2 separate regions of the Homo sapiens genome follow, and region 1 is linked to region 2. The links are chromatin contacts, found by Hi-C or POLR2A ChIA-PET in ENCODE. All regions are on one chromosome and are shown on one strand. Each heading gives the region's core, a stretch centred on a gene start or an enhancer-like site at or near the end of the contact. The rest is flanking DNA. Distances are from core to core; before and after follow the strand shown.

The links. Hi-C counts contacts between places; a loop is a spot of excess contacts on that map. ChIA-PET counts read pairs that join two places held with the same protein, here RNA polymerase II (POLR2A). Pooled maps may share reads with other maps.
Region 1: a loop to region 2 is called in a map with no recorded cell type, with 2.8 times the contacts of the local background. The contact joins the promoter of BCAS1 here to the enhancer-like site in region 2. A Hi-C loop is called at or near these places in 2 of 168 maps with a recorded cell type or tissue (Caco-2 and PC-3), 8 of 37 single-sample maps with no recorded cell type and 2 of 50 pooled maps. POLR2A ChIA-PET finds 5 or more read pairs at or near these places in 3 of 52 experiments (HepG2, Panc1 and activated B cell).

Annotation. Positions count from the first base shown.
Region 1 is chr20:54,069,164-54,075,707 of GRCh38, forward strand. BCAS1 (brain enriched myelin associated protein 1) reads right to left here and starts at 1,431. Exons shown (of 13, transcript NM_001366298.2): 1 at 1,270-1,431. RefSeq lists an enhancer at 150-1,024.
Region 2 is chr20:53,716,488-53,722,619 of GRCh38, forward strand. No RefSeq gene overlaps it. Among named protein-coding and RNA genes, the nearest start is that of ZNF217, 130 kb to the left of the region's middle. Within about 2 kb of position 4,720, at least 4 of the 41 ENCODE cell types and tissues checked have a DNase peak (open chromatin) inside an H3K27ac peak, as active enhancers do; they include PC-3 and Panc1, where a contact is called at or near this core.

The DNA.
Region 1 (6,544 bases), core at 181-2,680, 350 kb after region 2:
GTATATACACCCAGGGCCTGAAGCTGCTGTGATCAGCTCAGGATCCCCAGGAGGCTGAGGCGGATCAGGCCCTGGACTCCGGGGGAACAATGTAAGGGACACCAAAAAGCTCAGCCATGGAGATGAATAGTATTTTAACATGAAATTTGTGAAAATCAAAATTACCGCTGTTCCTGATCTTATCTTTCTGTAACATGTTCATAGTTTGTTCATCACGGGTGTCTTGCCATTAATTCTGACTTTTAAAAATGTTGTGTTAACATACCGTTTATCTCCATGACTGAGTTTTTTGGCATCCCTTACATTTCGTGCCCAAGGTGAGAGTCTCACTGGCTGCACCCTCATCCCAGGCCCGACTGGACTCCAGTTCCACAGCATCCTTTCCATGAGACCTGGAACCAGATGCAGCTCCCTCTTCACCCAGCTTCATGTTCCTAGTTGTAAAATGGAGACGATGGTAACAGCGAAAACAAGAACCACAGCTAAGAGTTACTAAGTGCACAGGTATTTACGGGCAGTAGAGTCCTCTCAGCCCTTTGATCTCAGTACTGTTATTAGGTTCACTTTACAGATGAGGAAACTGAGGCCCAGAGGGCTGAGGGAACCTGCTCCAGGGCACCCAGCCAGCCCAGGGTGGAGCTGGGGCTGGCATCTGGCGGTGTGGCTGCAGCGCACCCGCATTCTAATCGCAATGACTCTTCCAGGCAGGAAACTGGTTCAGAGGGAGATGTAAACAGCAGGGGTCCTGAAGCCAGGATTTGAATCAGCAGCTGCCTCATAGGGTGGTCTTGAGCGTTAAATAAGATTCACAAAAGGCACTCCACAAGTCCTTTTTCTTGTCCTCCCACTTCTTTAGGCAATGCCTGAGGTGAAGGCTCAGATTCCACTCGGCTATGGGGCATTCTTGCCCTGACGGATCCCCAAATCACACAGCCTATCCCTCCATCCAGTGACTTCTCCCCATGTCCTGTGCTTGAAATGACCCTCAATAGTTCCACCAAATAGGAGTTATTTATGTGGCTATGCGCCTAACACTGACCACATTGTCATTTGCTCCTTGTAAAACTAAAAACTTTGAGATGAGTGCTATCTTTGGGTCCATTTCACAGATAGTGGAACTGAGGCTTACACATATCCAAGGCCACACAGTGAACAGAAGGCAGAGCTGGGATCAAACTTGACCCTGTCTGACCCCTGGCCTCTATATGACACCGTCTACCACAAACAGCAAACCCTCCAGCCATGCCTAAAGGATCTGAAAGCAGTTACCTGCTGAGCCCCTGTGGGAGTATCTTCAGTCCCCTCGTGTCACCCGGAGCTGCTCCTGCACAGGGTCCTGGGTCTCCAGTGCGTGCTGCCCAGTGCCTGGCTGTCGGTGGAGCCTGGCTCCCTGCACTTTGCTTCCTTGTGCAGAGCCTGCTGGCTGAATACACAGAGCAGGGCAAACACAAGCCTGGGTGGAGTCCTCCCTTCTCCCCGGACCATCCTGCAGAAACAGGTTCTCTTCCTGATGTGGGGCTGCCCTCCCAACTCCAATAAAAACTGAGCACCTGACTCCTCTCGCATTAATGCCTCCCTGGCACCCCAAGTATTCTACCCAGTGCCCCTCACCTACTGAGGCTGCCGGGTTGACCTGGGGAAGCAGTTTCCTTCCCCAGTAACCGTAGGTCATGGTCAGAGCAGGGAAAACACGTTCTGTGAGATTTTGTAGTTCTGTCTGCTGACTTCAGAACACCACCTCCACCACCACCTAACCACCTAATTGGAAGGAAATAGCTTCTCATCCACTCAACTACCCCTAGTCATGTAAACCTTATTCCCAAAGGGGTTTGGACACCAGAAATCAGGTAACCTGAGGGTGGTTTATTGCTCTGGAGACATACCATGATGTTGGAAAGGGCATTCTTTTTCTTTGCAGGCCAGAAATTCGACAGGCTATGCAATTTATTTAATTCAAGCAAGGATGTTGTTTAAAGTGTCTTACAAGGACATATACAATAGATTATGAGAGCATGAAATAACATGTAACAAAAGAAGATTGAAGAACAAAATTTGGAACATCAAATGAGAACAGGATCAAAAATAAATGCTCTTGTTGATTTACAGACTTGCTATGAAGGGTTTGCAGATATGGCTTTGAGCTTCCTAACAGCCAATGCAAGAAAGGAAACTTGATAAGTTACACTACTTAGTGCTCTGGAGAAGACATTCAAGAGAATTGCGACCAATAATTATTGTGGTTTTATTCAACAGTATACTCAGCTTAACCCCTATCATGAATACTTGTCAAGCACCAGGCTATATATATAAGCCAGAGTTTAAAGAGGTGAGTAAAAGATGCTGGGTCTCTACCCTTCTTGCACTCAGTGTCATTGGACATAGAATCCTGTAAATATAAACATAGAATTACAGGGTGTGATTCTCATTATAAAAGAAAAGCCAAGGCAGCTAAGGGAGAGAAATAGAGAGAGCTGGGGAAGGCCTCTTTCAGAAATCAACATTTAAGAAAAAAAATACTATTTAAATAAATGCTGAATACACAACCAGGCACACCGTAATTAGGGTTGTAAAGTCGATTCCAGCTCAGCACTGTACATGTCAATCTGGAATGTAGTAAACCCAATTATTAAGCAGCTGCCATGCACACGCTCTGTGCTGACCCAAGCCTGGAGGCTCAGGAGCTTGAGCTCTGGCCCTGGGTTGAGACAGACAAGGGCTCGGATCTTGATTCTTACTGATCGGCTGTGGAATTATGAGCAAGCTACTGTACTTCCCTAAGTCTCTGTCAGCCCCCTCAGCTGTGTGCTCCTTTGTGTTTATTTTGCATCTATTCTTGTATCCCCAACTCCTGGCACCCTGCAAAACGAGGATGGGGATCCCTCTATGATAGAGTAGGTACTCTGCAACTCCTGGCTGATTGGACTTGTTCATTCTTTTTTTTTTTTTTTTTAAGACGGAGTCTTGCTTTGTCATCCAGACTGGAGTGCAGTGGTGTTATCTCGGCTCACTGCAACCTCTGCCTCCCAGGTTCAAGCAATTCTGTTGCCTCAGCCTCCTAAGTAGCTGGGACTACAGGTGTGCACCACCATGCCTGGCTAATTTTTGTATTTTTAGTAGAGGTGGGGTTTCTCCATGTTGGCCAGGCTGGTCTGGAACTCCTGACCTCAAGTGATCCACCCGCCTCAGTCTCCCAAAGTGCTGGGATTATAGGCGTGAGCTAACACTCCCCATTGTCTTGCTCTCTTTTAAATTATACATGGCAGTAACTGCCATTTGGATGGCATTAGTCTTTGCAAAGCCTTTTGTGTTTATCCGTCCATTTCATTTATGTCCACAGTGAAATTAAGATCTTTTGCTCCCATTTTACAGAAGAAAAACATAAGGTTTAGGGATATGAGTGATTTAGGAGATTAAGAAAAATCATTCAGGTGGGGGCACTCAGCAGTGTGTCTGGCAAAACGTAGACCATCACCAAGCATCAGCTGGTGTAGTCAAGGGTGTTGATGAAGGATCTGGCAAACTGTAGACCATCACCAAGGATCAGCTGGTGTAGTCAGGAGTGGTGATGAAGGGTCTGGCAAACTGTAGACCATCACCAAAGATCAGCTGGTGTAGTCAGGAGTGGTGATGAAGGATCTGGCAAACTGTAGATCATCACCAAGGATCAGCTGGTGTAGTCAGGAGTGGTGATGAAGGGTCTGGCAAACTGTAGACCATCATCAAGCATCAGCTGGTGTAGTCAGGAGTGGTGATGAAGGATCTGGCAAACTGTAGATCATCACCAAGGATCAGCTGGTGTAGTCAGGAGTGGTGATGAAGGGTCTGGCAAACTGTAGACCATCACCAAGCATCAGCTGGTGTAGTCAGGAGTGGTGATGAAGGATCTGGCAAACTGTAGATCATTACCAAGGATCAGCTGGTGTAGTCAGGAGTGGTGATGAAGGGTCTGGCAAACTGTAGACCATCACCAAGCATCAGCTGGTGTAGTCAGGAGTGGTGATGAAGGGTCTGGCAAACTGTAGACCATCACCAAGCATCAGCTGGTGTAGTCAGGAGTGGTGATGAAGGGTCTGGCAAACTGTAGACCATCACCAAGCATCAGCTGGTGTAGTCAGGAGTGGTGATGAGGCAGGACCGGCTACATAATCTGCTGAACCCAGTGCAAAACAAAAACGATGAGCCCTTTGTTCTAAAAGCAGGGAAAAGTACCGTTAAAGGTATGAAACATAAAGCTGTTTTCTCTCCTTCCTGGTCTCTTTCTCTACCTGTCATGTATTTTACTTATTATTTGAAGTCATTCTAAGGGAAGAAAAAATAAAAATGTAAGTGATCAGCGTGAGTTTTGCCATCCGTCTTTAGATCAAGCCATGCTGGTTTGAAATGCAATGAACTCGAGGGCAGAATCACCAAAATCATACGACTTGTATTTTGTAGTTAGTTACGGGGCCCCCGTAGTCTGTTCTCACTAAAACAGTGTAAACGCTGCATAGAAGTCATCATTCAACTGTTTTTACTCTACCTCTGGATACTCACCCATTCTACTAATGCTCTCTATCTTCAGTTTATTGATGAATAAGGAAAAATCAAAAGAAAAAGAAACTCTAAGCTGCCCTATATTTCTGTCTTGCTATGTTATCATTTTCAGCACAAGTGGTTGGCCCTTACAGGGAGGTAACCTGGGTAAGAAAGGCTAGGATAGGATTCTTTTGTTGTTTGTGTTTCTTAGAATGTGCTGCCTTTTTTCTGTATTGAAGATAATTTCTGATTTGCGTGGAAAGCCTGGACTCTTGGGGTGTCAGTGCCTCCACATACTCAATTGCAGCTGTAACTCACATGTGTTTTACTTGCTTTGAGGCTTACTGAATAGTCATGAACTCACTGGCATTCTCTGCTCATGGGCATCATGGATGTTATATGTGAATAGGTGGCAATGAACAGTAGACTTGCATATTGCTTGTATCTCATGACTATGCTTCATTGTCTCATCAGATTTTACTTACTCAACCCAAGTTCAAAGATAACACTACAACTGACCCTTGAACCACAAGGGTTTGAACTGCATGAGTCCACTTAGACATGGATTTTTTCCCTTCTTCTGCCACCCCTGAGACAACAGGACCAACCCCTCTTCTTCCTCCTCTTCCTCAGCCTATGCAATGTGAAGATGACAAGGAAGAAAACCTTTATGATGATCCATGTCTACTTAATGAATAGTAAATATATTTTCTCTTCCTTATGATGTTTCTTAGAATGCGTTGTCTTTTTAATGTTCTTAATACCATTTTCTTTTCTCTAGCTTACTTTATTGTAAGAATGCAATATACAAATGTAATACATATAACATAGAAAACGTGTTAATACATAAAACATAGAAAACATGTTTATGTTATTAGTAAGGATTCTGGTCAACAGTAGCTTATGAGTAGTTAAGTTTCTGCAAAGTCAGAAGTTATACTTGTATTTTCAACTGCACAGGATTGATGCCCCTAATCCCCGTGATGTTCAAGGGTCAGCTGTGTTAAGATTTTCAATATGGCAACTGTAGAGCAATAAACCAAGCTCAGGGCCCTGGGTGGAGGTAGCAACAAGTCTTCAAAAGTGCAAACTTCTTGGTGGAAGAATTTACTTCCCGGTGTCGACAAAGCAGGGAGTTCACTAAGAGTAAAGTTTCTCCTTGCTACACAGACTTCAGGTGGTGCTCACCATCATGCTCCCAACTTGGTTTGCCTCTTAATCTTCTCTCTTTACGATCTCCACCCCTCTTCAAATATTGACAAGCACATGTGGCTGTCATCTCCTGTTATCAAACTGCTTTCCTGAAAATCTGGATAGAGCTGGTTTTTGAATCAAAAAGAGTCATTGGAAAACTGAAATTGGAAATCTCCCCAGGACCCTCTTTCAGACCTGCCCCTGCCTCTCTGCAAATATTCCGTCCTCCACCCAGGCTTCTCGCTCATGCTAAGCCATGTTGGCTGTGTTTTTGATCACTGAACCAGCGGAAGGCATGACCCAGCCATTATAGTGTGGTCATGCACCCAGGGCCTGTCAGTGACAGCTGGTCTCCTGCCAGTCAGGATGCCCACCCTGCTCCAGCTGAGACAGGAAATCTGACATGCACCTTTGTCTTTCTGTATGCCACCCATCACTTGGCATTTTTCAGATCACTTTCTTGTGCTTTATCTGATATGCTCCTTACTATAATCCTATGACATAAGAAGTATCTATTTGCCTGAGGAGGAAACAGTTTCAATGAAGACCAATGTCTTATGCTAAATTAAGCCATGGGCTAACACTGGGGGCAGATCTCTCAAGACTAAACTCAGGGTCAGTCTTGGTTAGGAACCCAGGGTCTGGCATCACTCAGCCTGAGACAGAATTTTGGTTTCACAGTTGATTCACTGTGTGACCTTGAGGAGGTTGTTTGCCCTTTCTGTGCTTTCGTTTTATGACCTAAAAATGGTTCTATTGGCAGCACCCAAGTTATAGAGTTGGTGTGGGAATTAAATGAGATAATTCACAGAAAATGCTTAGCACAGTGCCTGGC
Region 2 (6,132 bases), core at 3,470-5,969:
CTCTGACTTAAGGAGGCAAGGAGATGTGAAGACTCAGCGCAGTGTGGTGTCTTGGGTGGGATTCTGGAATAGGAAGAGGACATTAATTGAAAAGCTGGTGAAATTGGAATAAAGTCTGAAGCTGAGTGAATAGTATTTCATCAATGTAAATTTCTTAGTTTTAGTAAATGACTTAGGATTACGTAAGATGTTAATAATTAGGGAAGTTGGGTGAATGGCCCGTGGGAACGCTGTAGGTCTGTAAAAATCAAATTATTTCAGACTAAAACTACCAAAGGAACTACAAAGAAGATAGAAGAGTTTACGATGTTTCCCATTCTTCCTCAATGCTTTAATATTATAATAATTAATAATACATACAATAATAATCATACATTTTATTTTGGGAGGTATTATTTAAACTTTTTTTTTTTTTTGAGACTCACTCTGTTGCCCAGGCTGGAGAGTAGTGGTGCGATCTTGGCTCACTGCAACCTCCGCCTCCCGGGTTCAAGTGATTCTCCTGCCTCAGCGTCCCGAGTAGCTGGGACTACAGGCATGTGCCACCACACCCAGCTAATGTTTTGTATTTTTAGTAGAGACAGGGTTTCACCGTGTTAGCCAGGATGGTCTTGATTTCCTGACTTTGTGATCCGCTTGCCTTGGCCTCTCAAAGTGCTGGGATTACAGGCGTGAGCCACTGTGCCTGGCTATTTAAACTTTTATATATATATACATATATATATATATATATATATATATATATATATATATATGTATATATATGTATGTGTATAGATAACCATATATATAAGTTTTTTTAATGAATACATGCCATGATACCAAATTCATAGGTACAAAGGATTTTGAGTCTCCCTTCTGTTTTCAAGTCCCTTCCTGTTTTGAGTCTTCCCTCCTGTTTTCAAGTCCCTTCCCTGTGGAAAACTTATTATTTCAAGTTTCTCATATATATTTCCCGAGTTATTTTATGAATCTGGAAGCAACCTCTGTGGTATGTATTGTGTACATTTTCTTTTCTTTTCTTTTCTTTCTTTTTTTGAGATAGAGTCTTCCTCTGTCGCCAGGCTAGATGCAGTGGCACGATCTCGGCTCACTGTAACCTCTGCCTCCTGGGTTCAAGTGATCCTCCTGCCTCAGCCTCCCAAGTAGCTGAGAATACAGGCATGAGCCACCATGCCCGGCTAATTTTTGTATTTTTAGTAGAGATGGGGTTTCACCATGTTGGCCAGGCTGGTCTCGAACTCCTGGCCTCATGTCATGTTATCCTCTCACCTCGGCCTCCCGAAATGCTGGGATTACAGGCACGAGCCTCCATGCCCGGCTGTTGTTATTTCACAGTGATTTTGGCGTCACTGCGTACCTGCCAGCACCTCCTCACTCTTTGCCGTAACTGCTGCATAGTATTCCTTTTAATGAATTAATTTCTGTCACCGGTCTCCTATGAATGAGTATTTAAATAATTTCTGCTCCTGTGCTCTTACAATCAGTGCTGCAACAAATAAACTTGTACGGTATTTCATGTGTGTGGGAGTACTCCTGAGGGAATAAATATCTAGGAGTTACACACACATTTTGGAGAAAATAATGAAAAGCAAATCTCCACTGAATTTTCCCATTCAAGGCTTGAGAGGTGATAAAACACATTCTCGGAGGCCAGTGTCTTGTTTTGGAAACACCACGTTCAAGGAGGCACCCGTCTGCAGCCCCACAGAGGCATGAGGGCCTGCTTCAGATCACTAATCTGGCATTAATACCCTCCTGAAAGGGGGGCGGAGGACAATAGCACCCAGAGAGTTTACACACTTGAGAAATGACTGGAAAGTAATTGGAGCTGGTAGCCATCTGCCTGGCTCTTTCTTTAGAGAGCCAGCACGTCTATCCACTGCAGGCACCAGAAGAGCCTCATGTGGGCTTCAGTCTCCGTCAGAGCTCACCCATCATTCTGGGGGCCCGAGCAGGAGCTGGTTTTCCCTGAAGCTCTCACATTCATCTCCAGGCTGAACTGGCTTTGAAGAAAGATGCCACCTTACCCATCTCCTCTGTCTGCCAATGAGAAAAGAGGACTTTTTTTTTTCTGGCCTTTCAGCATTTCACAATATTCTTCAAAATCGTTTCTTCTTTTCTTGGTAAACAATGATCGCTACTTGTGAAATCCAGTTTTTCATTTCACTTGGAAAGAAAGACTATTTCATTAGCTCATGAGCTTTTTTTTTTTGAGACAGGGTCTCACTCTGTTGCCCAGGCTGCAGTGCATTGGCGTGATCACAGCTCATTGCAGCCTCAACCTCCCAGGCTCAAGTGATCCTCCCACTTCAGCCTCCCTAGTAGCTGGGACTATAGGCACACACCACAACACTTGGCTCATTTTTTATTTTTTGTGGAAATGGGGTCTCACTATGTCGCCCAGGCTGGTCGCCAATTCCTGGATGCAAGCGATCCTCCTGCCTTGGCCTCCGAAAGCTCTGGGATTATAGGCATGAGCCACCATGCCCAACCTTATGAGCTTTTTCTATCTGTCCCAGCTAGGGGTAATTGTCTGAGCTGCTCACAAACCTGCAAAGCTCAGAGTGGGGACTGCTCTTGAAAGCTATGATGATGATTAATAATAATAATAAAATTATACTAGCTACCATTTGTTGAGAAATTATTGTTTTACAGGTTGCTATGGACTGAATCGTGTCCCCTCCCAATTCATATGTTGAAGCCCTAACCTCAAATGTGACTGTATTTGGAGTGAGAAAGTAATTACGGTTAAATATAGTCATAAGAGTGGAGCCTTTATCTGATGGGATTAGTGTCCTTATAAGAAGAGACACCAGGCCTGGTGAGGTGGCTCACGCCTCTAATCCCAGCACTTTAGGAGGCTGAGGCGGGTGGATCACCTGAGGTCAGGAGTTCGAGATCAGCCTGACCAACATGGGGAAACCCCATCTCTACTAAAAATACAAAATTAGCCAGGCGTGGTGGCACAAACCTGTAATCCCAGCTATTCGGGAGGCTGAAGCAGGAGAATCGCTTCAACCTGGGAGGTGGAGGTTGCAGTGAGCTGAGATTGGGCCATTGCACTCTAGCCTGGGTGACAACAGTGAAACTCCATCTAAAGAAAAATCCCAAAACCTCAAATTTGTCAAGAAACACAATTTTGGAGCTGGCAGGTTGCGTGAACTATAAACTGTATATAATATAGCCATATGACAATGCCAGCAAGTTGATAAACAGAAATTTTTTGAACTATGAAAGTTATTTGGTTGCAAATCCTTTGCAAAAAATGTGTCTGCTCTGTATAGAGTATTGAATGAAAGTATAGCATGTAGATTTTTACAAGCCTACAGGTACATAAATACTTTTGATTTTTCTCAATCTGTAGAGATTTGCTATAAGATAGTCTTTGGGCTAGGCGCGGTGGCTCACGCCTGTAATCCCAACACTTTGGGAGGCTGAGGCAAGCAGATCTCCTGAGGTCGGGAGTTCGAGAACAGCCTGACTAACATGGAGAAACCCTGCCTCTACTAAAAATACAAAATTAGCTGGGTGTGGTGGCGCTTGTCTGTAATCCAGCTACTTGGGAGGCTGAGGCAGGAGAATCGCTTGAACCCAGGAGGCAGATACTGCGGTGAGCCGAGATGGCGCCATTGCCCTCCAGCCTGGGCAATAAGAGCGAAACTCCATCTCAAAAAAAAAAAAAAAAAAAAGATATTCTTCGGCTGGGCATGGTGGCTCATGCCTGTAATCCCCGCGCTTTGGGAGGCTGAGGTGGGCAGATCACAAGGTCAAGAGATTGAGACCACTCTGGCCAACATGGTGAAACCCTGTCTCTACTAAAAATATAAAAATTAGCTAGGCATGGTGGTGCACACCTGTAGTCCCAGCTACTTGGGAGGCTGAGGCAGGAGAATCACTTGAACCCAGGAGGCGGAGGTTGCAGTGAGGCGATATTGCACCACTGCACTCCAGCCTGGTGACAGAGTGAGATTCAAAAAAAAAAAAAAAAGATATTCTTCAATCAACACTCTGTATACTTCTGTATAATTCTTCACAGAAATTATTCCTCAGATAACCTGCACTTACCATCAAACTTGTAATTATCCCCACACATACAAAGTTGCCTTTGAATGTGATGTTTCTATAGAGTACAAAGCTGAATTATTTTATTTTATTTATTTATTTTGAGATGGAGTTTCGCTCTTGTTGCCCAGGCTGGAGTGCAATAGTGTGATCTCGGCTCATCAAAACCTCTTCCTCCCAGGTTCAAGTGATTCTCCTGCCTCAGCCTCCCGAGTAGCTGGGATTACAGGCATGCGCCACCACGCCCGGCTAATTTTGTATTTTTAGTAGAGACAGGGTTTCTCCATGTTGATGAGGCTGGTCTCAAACTCCCAACCTCAGGTGATCTGCCTGCCTCGGCCTCCCAAAGTGCTGGGATTACAGGAGTGAGCCACCACACCTGGCCAAAGCTGAATAATTTTAGATTGTTCCTGTGTGTGAGTCTTCTGGAATGTCTCTGGGCATCTGGAGTCAAAAAGTGTGTTTATTCTTTAGTGAAAATGATTGCCATTGTTGTGAGAGATATTGAAAAATGACATCAAATTGCTCAGACCTTGCAGCAAATCACAGTGGAAACGCCTATTAAATCTCATATGCTCTTTGAATGGTCTTTGTTAATTGGAGCCACAGCACGAATGACAAAGAGACACTAAAATTATGACGGAGGATTGCTTCCTGTCTTACCTACTATATTTGGGTCTATTCTCATTTCAGTGAATGAGTCACAGTGAGGTACAATTTGTTTTTCCAAAGACAAAAAGAAATAGAATAAAAGAGGAGTTGGCAACATTTTTTGGTAAATGGTGAGATATTAACTATTAAAAAAAAACATATTTTAGGCTTTGGAGGCCAGATGGCCTCTGTAGTAACTTTTTTTTTTTTTCTTTTTGAGACAGGGTGTTGCTCTGACGCTCAGGCTGGAGTGCAATGGTGTGATCTTGGCTCACTGTAACCTCCGCCTACCGGGTTCAAATGATTCTTGTGCCTCAGCCCATAGCTGGGATTACAGTCCTGCACCACCACACCTGACTAATTTTTGTATTTTTAGTAGAGACGGGATTTCGCCATGTTGGCCAGGCTGGTCTTGAACTCCTGGCTTCATGTGATCCTCTTGCCTCTGCCTTCTAAAGTACTGAGATTACAGGCGTGAGCCACTGCGCCCACCTGGCCTCTCTGTAGCAACTACTAAACTCTGCCTTGCCCTGTGAAAGCAGCCATACACAATATGTAAATGAATGAGCATGGCTGTTTTCCAATAAAACTTTATTTCTCAAAACAGGCAGTAGGCTTAGTTTGCCAACCCCTGGAATAAGGCATAAATATTTAAAGATATAGATATGAATTGGCTGGGCACAGTGGCTCATGCCTGTAATCCTGGCACTTTAGGAGGCCAAGGTGGGCAGATCACCTGAGGTCAGAGTTCCAGACCAGCCTGGTCAACATGGTGAAACCCTGTCTCTACTAAAAATATAAACATTAGCTGGGCATGGTGGTACGCACCTGTAATCCCATTTACTCAGGAGGTTGAGGCAGGAGAATTGCTTGAACCAGGAGTTGGAAGTTGCAGTGAGCTGAAATCATGCCACTGTACTCCAGCCTGGGCGACAGTGATACTCTGTCTCAAAAAAAAAAAAAAAAAAAAAGATATGAAGTGATAGACATAAACAGATAACTTGAAGTGTGGCAGAGAATGTTACCTGCCAACCCACCATCCCTATTCTTTGTGAACAGAGCCACCATACTGTTGGGGTCAGCAATGTCCTCAGTTAAATATATCTATATCCTAGTCTCACTTGCCAATAGGGGTGACTTCTGAAGTGAAAGCAGATACAGATGAGACATGTGGGAATGCTCTGTAAAAAGGCCTTATCTTCCTTTTTTTTTTTTTTTTTTTTTTGAGACAGGGTCTCACTGTATCGCCCAGGCTGGAGTGTAGTGATGGTGCAATATCAATTGGCTCACTGCAACCTCCACCTCCCAGGCTCAAGTGATTCTCATGCCTCAGCCTCCTCAGTAGCTGAGATAACAGTTGTGTGCCACCACACCCAGCTAATTTTTTATATTTTTAGTAGAGACGGGGTTTCACCA